Linked DNA regions of Homo sapiens: region 1 is linked to region 2. The links are chromatin loops, found by intact Hi-C in ENCODE. Cell type or tissue: gastrocnemius medialis. All regions are shown on one strand. Each heading gives the region's core, and the rest is flanking DNA. Links, peaks and the distances in the headings are about the cores only.

The links. Peaks named below come from ENCODE experiments on the same cell type or tissue, not always from the same donor. Only the 100,000 strongest peaks of a DNase experiment are listed, where the experiment ranks them.
Region 1: a loop joins it to region 2, with 2.4 times the contacts of the local background. A loop is called at or near these places in 4 of 110 quality-filtered maps.

Annotation. Positions count from the first base shown.
Region 1 is chr3:183,618,710-183,621,624 of GRCh38, forward strand. No RefSeq gene overlaps it. Among named protein-coding and RNA genes, the nearest start is that of KLHL24, 15 kb to the right of the region's middle. In gastrocnemius medialis, for the core only: no CTCF peak of the experiment used is centred there; a DNase peak (open chromatin) is centred at 1,072; H3K27ac peaks cover 996 bases.
Region 2 is chr3:183,501,403-183,504,317 of GRCh38, forward strand. The region is part of intron 3 of KLHL6 (kelch like family member 6); the gene reads right to left. Among named protein-coding and RNA genes, the nearest start is that of KLHL6-AS1, 46 kb to the right of the region's middle. In gastrocnemius medialis, for the core only: a CTCF peak has its summit at 1,563; no DNase peak of the experiment used is centred there.

The DNA of each region.
Region 1 (2,915 bases), core at 104-2,603, 120 kb after region 2:
CCTTGAAAGCCTAGAAAGACCATTCTGCAGGTGCAGCTATCTACAAAATTTGATTCACAATTTGATTTAATTTAATTTTTTAAAACCTGAGCTATCCCAGATCCAAGGCCACAGGGCTGTGAGCTCCTCTCCGGGGAATCTGGAACTTTCCTGGTGCTGTCTCAGACCCCCAGCCTTCATTTCTGCCTTATCCACTTCCCTGGTTCAGGATTACTTTGCAAATCAGAAAACGCAGCTTCCTTCTGTTGTTAACTGACCTGATAGTTCTTTATGCCCACAGCTCACCCAGATCCTGTTTGAGCCAGTTGGTGACCTAGCCATTGGCCACCATGCTCCTGCCTCCCTGGTCCCTACCCTGCTGGCCACCCACAGCCACCCCTCAGATTGGAGTTCCCACCAACCAGCACTGTCACACCAGCTCTGGGCCCTGTCCTCAGCACACATACAGCACGATGTTTTGCTGGTGAAAGTGGTGATCCAGAGGAAGCAGTTAGATTTTATTACCGGTGGTGGCATCAACAGGACTTTGAACTGGTCCTGGCTATAGTTAATAACGCAGAAACTAGCTCAGACAATTCAAGTGCTTTTTATTTGTTGCTGTTTCTATCTCTTTGATTGCACTGGCCACTTTATTTTGCCACCGAGCTTTGCTGTTACCATTAAATTTTGTCTCAAATGGAAGCTCTTGGATTCTGAACAGAGTCAGATCCATCAGTTGTACCTTAAATTCCCCAGCTCCCAGTGGTTCTTTCTTAAAATGTGCGTGCTTGTGAAATAAGAGAGGGAAATGTCTCCAGCAGCATCCCCAGCTCCCTGCCCCGGAGGACTTTAAACTTTATCTCCAACTCCTTAGGCTGCAAATTCCACCTACCGTTAGGCTCTAAGGCAAATTTCATTTTCAGGCAACTTGAGGCATCTGGACCAGTCATTCAGGCCTCTGTATCCCTAGTGTTGTGTCTAGCTCCACTCTGAACTGGCTAATGGAATGGAAATGACTTGTAACCAAGCCACTGCCATGAAACCACATGTGACCTGGATCTCCTGCCTGGGTCCCCAGTGCCAGACTAGCCTGCCATCCCAAGGACATAAAGGCAATTACCCTGTAGGAGGGCCAGGTCCTTCTCAGTCACTGTCACAAGGACTATGAGAGGTGCTGTTGTAAGGTGTTGTAAGCAGAGGTGAAAGGACCCAACCTGGGGTCTTGGCTTAGCCCTGGCCCAAGCCAGAGGTGGTGGACCTTGGGTAGTAACCAAGGGATGTTATCCAGACTTCAGGGGGAAAGAAGCCTGAGGGGCTGATCTCAAAACCACCAGCTGCTGGAGCTCTACCCTACCTCCTGCCAGGCTCTGAGATGGCTCCTAAATCAGGTTGTGCTTAATCAGCAGAGAACATCTGTGAACACAGCCAGGAGGGAGGGGGTCAGACAAAGCCAGAGTCCCTTCCACTCACTGGGCCTCAGTTCCCTCAATTGTATTATGAGAAGATTGGATCAGGTGATCTCCAATTTTATTTCTGGTTCTGTGAACCCACTAGAAGTCCTATTCCATTCTATAATCAGACAGAATAATAATATTCTCTAAAAGCATATCTTGTGAGAAACAAATTAGATAATATGTGCAAAAGTGTTCTGTGAAGCAATAAGCCTTATGCTTATGAGATTAATTATCATAATTATCCTGCTCTCTCCCGGGCTGTTAACCATTATACTCTGTTAGTTAATGCTGCTATTACTGTCACTTACATCTTGCAACCCTACTGCTATGTTCCCCTACATTGTCACAATGTTTCACCCACTGCCATCTCAGTCACTATCAACTTTAGCACCCTGTTTTTAAAAATAGGTTTTATTGTCATAATTCAGGTATGGTGAGGCCAATGGATGAAATGATTGCCATCAAAAAGATAGTTCATCAATGAGAACACATGGACACAGGGAGGGGAACATCACACACCGGGGCCTATTGAGGGGTGGGGGGGAAGGGGAGGGAGAGCATTAGGACAAATACCCAATGCATGTAGGGCTTCAAACCTAGAAGACAGGTTGATAGGTGCAGCAAACCACCATGGCACATGTATACCTATGTAACAAATCTGCCCATTCTGCACATGCATCCCAGAACTTAAAATAAAAATCCTTAAAAAAGAAAAAAAAGAAAATATACCCAGGAAAACCTGCAACCCATCAAAAAAAAAAAAAAAAAGGTTTATTACTCACAGTTCCTAAGAGAAGGGGGCATACTATGCCATCCAAGGCCACATGGGGAAGTACCAGGGTTGGTCACAAGCCGGAGGGAGCAAAGGGAAAATGTGGGCAAGAGTCTTTACCATGCTTTTCACTGGAAGGAATGGGCAAGGCAGGGCAAACAGGCTTAGGATTGGCTAGTTTGAATAATTTCAGTGGGCTCTGGCGCATCATGGTTGTCCCTGCTTGCCTGTTACCTAGCCCTGGGGTACTTGGAGCAGGGGGTTAGTAGCCCAAGTGTCAGAGCCTCATAAGGGAGGTGGTTGGGGTATCGAGAGGAGTTAGCCAGCTTGCTTTAGGTAGACAGCAAGGGAAGGGTTTTTGGAGAGCTCTCCGTATAATCAGCAGGCTCCCCCCAAAAAGTTTCTTCTCCTTTTGTGGGCATAAACATGGTGGGCCCCCCCTCTCTGCTGCACAAAGCTTTCTTCTTTCACTTATTAAACTTTAACTCCAACCTCACCCTCGTGTTCAACCTCCTTAATCATCTTAAACATAAAACAAAAAACTCCACGTATTATCTCGAACAACAAAAACTTACATCTTAATATGTTAGCAATACTGCAACAGTATGGTCTTCGGATTGGCTGGTTTGCATATGAAAGGCATGCTCCTGGGCAAGTTGATTGCTATTCTTAAGAATTAGCTAACCCCAGATAGGGAGTTCCTTTCAAAA
Region 2 (2,915 bases), core at 130-2,629:
TAGGTGTTTCAGGGCAATGCTTAGAAAAAAGCACCGGCCTCCCTGAATTCATTCCCTTATGACCCTTTCTTCACTTCCGGGAACCAGGCCTCAGCCTCCACTCCGAAGCTCCCCTCGTCTTATCTGCAATGCTTGCTCTCCTGACCCAGTAACCTGTTGGGTGATTGAGAGGCTGCTAGGAGGACTGGACTAGCCGTGATCTTACCTCCTGACCCCCAGGGCTGGCACCTCGTTCCTTGGTCCTGACCTACGAAAGGCTCTCCTCCTGCTGGCTAAATTTCCTGGGTCCCTGCCTGCTGCCTGGATCTCCCCATAATATTCTATTCTCAATTTCCCATGCTACCACCCCAATCCACTTACCCTTTAAGGCACTGTGAGTAATTTACCATGTCACTTTGCCCTTTTCTCCAGGAAGCCATTCCTAACTTTGCACACATTCTCATAACCCTGAATTTCCCCCACAACGGCCCTTTTCATGCTTCATTGTAATTTACCGTAAGGCCCCTGATGGCAGGAACAGCCCTTTTTCTCCAGTGGATCCTCAGCACCAAGAATAGTACCTGGAGCTTGTGGGCATCTATAAACATTGATTAAATGAGCGAGTGAGCTGGGTGCAGTGGCTCACGCCTGCAATCCCAGCACTTTGGGAGGTCGAGGCAGGTGGATCACCTGAGGTCAGGAGTTCGAGATCAGCCTGGCCAACAAGGTGAAACCCAGTCTCTACTAAAAATAAAAAAGAAAATAAAAAAATTAGCAAGGTGTGGTGGCAGGCACCTGTAATCCTAGCTACTCGGGAGGCTGAGGCAGGAGAATCACTTGAATCTAAGAGGCAGAGGGTGCAGTGAGCCAACGTCGCAGCATTGCACTCCAGCCTGGGCAACAAGAGCGAAACTCCATCTCAAAAAAAAAAAAAATGAGTGAATGGATGAGTGAATGAATGGGCAAGCTAGGTAACTCAGTCTAAATCATTGTGGTAGTGAGCATCCACGATGGCCCCAGTGATCCCTGCTTCCTGGTATTCACATCTGTGTAGTTCCCTCCATGCTGTTCTAGAATTGGTCTCTATGACCAACAGATTACAGCAGAAGTGATGATACATCACTTCTGAAATTAGGCTATAAAAGGCACTACCAGCTTGCATCCTGATTGCTCTCTCAGTCTTTCTTAGGTCATTTGCTCTGGGGGAGGTCAGCTGATATAGAGATGCCCATATGGCAAGAAACTGAGGCTCCCAACCAGCAGCCAGCAAGGATCTGATGCCTGCCAACAGTACAGTAAGTGTGAGCTTGAATCTCATAATGAACTTTGAGATTACTGCAGCCCCAGCCAAGAGCTTTACTGCAACTTCATAAGAGACCCTGAGCCAGAAGCACCCAGCTAAACCACTCCTACATTCTGACACTCAGAGCCTGTTAGATAGTAAGTGTTTGTTATTTTAAAGTTTTCAGTTTGGGGGTAATTTGTTATGCAGCAATTGAGAACTAACACAATCATCTAGCTGATGGGCTTGGCTAGGGTAATGAGACCTGTCTTATAATTCAGCACCACGGAGCTGCCGAGTGGTGGCATCATTACCACATTGTAAGTTCAGCTACATTTGGCAAAATACTAACCCCAAAGCCATGACAAATGTCAATCTGAAGTCTGAGACGTGCCACTTTGTTGCAGACATATGGAAGTGTTTGCCAATGAATTGCATGCAACAATCAGGCATAACCAGTTTATTTTCAGATTGTTAAAAACAGAGCAGATAATTGCACCTTAATGACTGCTCACTGTCCACAGATCTTATACTAGGGGACAGAGTGAGCATATTGTTTCAGCAAAGCTGTCCTTGGGCTGGAGCCTCTGCTCCCCTTTCCCCACATCACACATGTCAGAGTAATGTTTGGTATAGATCAGGTTCATGTCTGAAAACTTAAGAGGCAGTTAAATGAAGAGGCAAATTTCCTCTGTCCCCAAAGTTCTCTTTCAATGAAGGTTCCAGCTACCATTCCCAAATCAAATGGAGACTGACATTTGCTTTTGGTGTGTTCTAAAATTTCCTGTTGTTAACACCAGTTTAGAGGATGGGCAAGGTTAGAAGAGAAAGATGGGCTGGGCACGGTGGCTCACACCTGTAATCCCAGCACTTTGGGAGGTCGAGGCAGGCAGATCACCTGAGGTTGGGAGTTTGAGACCAGCCTGACCAACATGGAGGAACCCCGTCTCTATTAAAAATACAAACTTAGCCAGGGGTGGTGGCACATGCCTGTAATCCCATCTACTCAGGAGGCTGAGGCAGGAGAATCTCTTGAACCTGGGAGGCAGAGGTTGCAGTGAGCCGAGATCGCACCATTGCACTCCAGCCTGGGCAACAAGAACAAAAGTCTGTCTGAAGAAAAAACAAAACAAAATAAAACAAAAATGGGAAAGATGATGATAGGACAAGAGGGTTAAAGTTTGGTAAATGAAGGGTACGGGGAGAAATGTGTTCACAGAGTAGCCTCCAGGCTCACACTACTGTCATCAGGAGTCAACCCAAGACCATTCCAGCAGGGAGCAGACTGACTCAGGGAATCAACTGGCAATGAGACCCCAATTAGGAGGTCATGGTGGCTGGTTGGTTGGTTCAGTTGTCCAAACTATAAAATGAAGATGAGAAAGTGCCTTGAGAAGGATTTGGGAAAATAAGGCCACAAAAACCTGAGACACAGTGAAAAGACTGGTTTTAACCCCAGAGAAGGAAAATGATTGATTGTGAGAGATGGAGCAACAATAAACGAACCAAGTGGCAATGGCAACAGCTTCCATTTGTGGGGCACTTAGCTTGTACCAGACACTGTGCTAAGCGTTCCATTCATTACTTAACTCTCAAGACAGTTCTATCAGTTGGTAGGTATTATTACCCCCATGTTACAGATCAGAACTGAGCC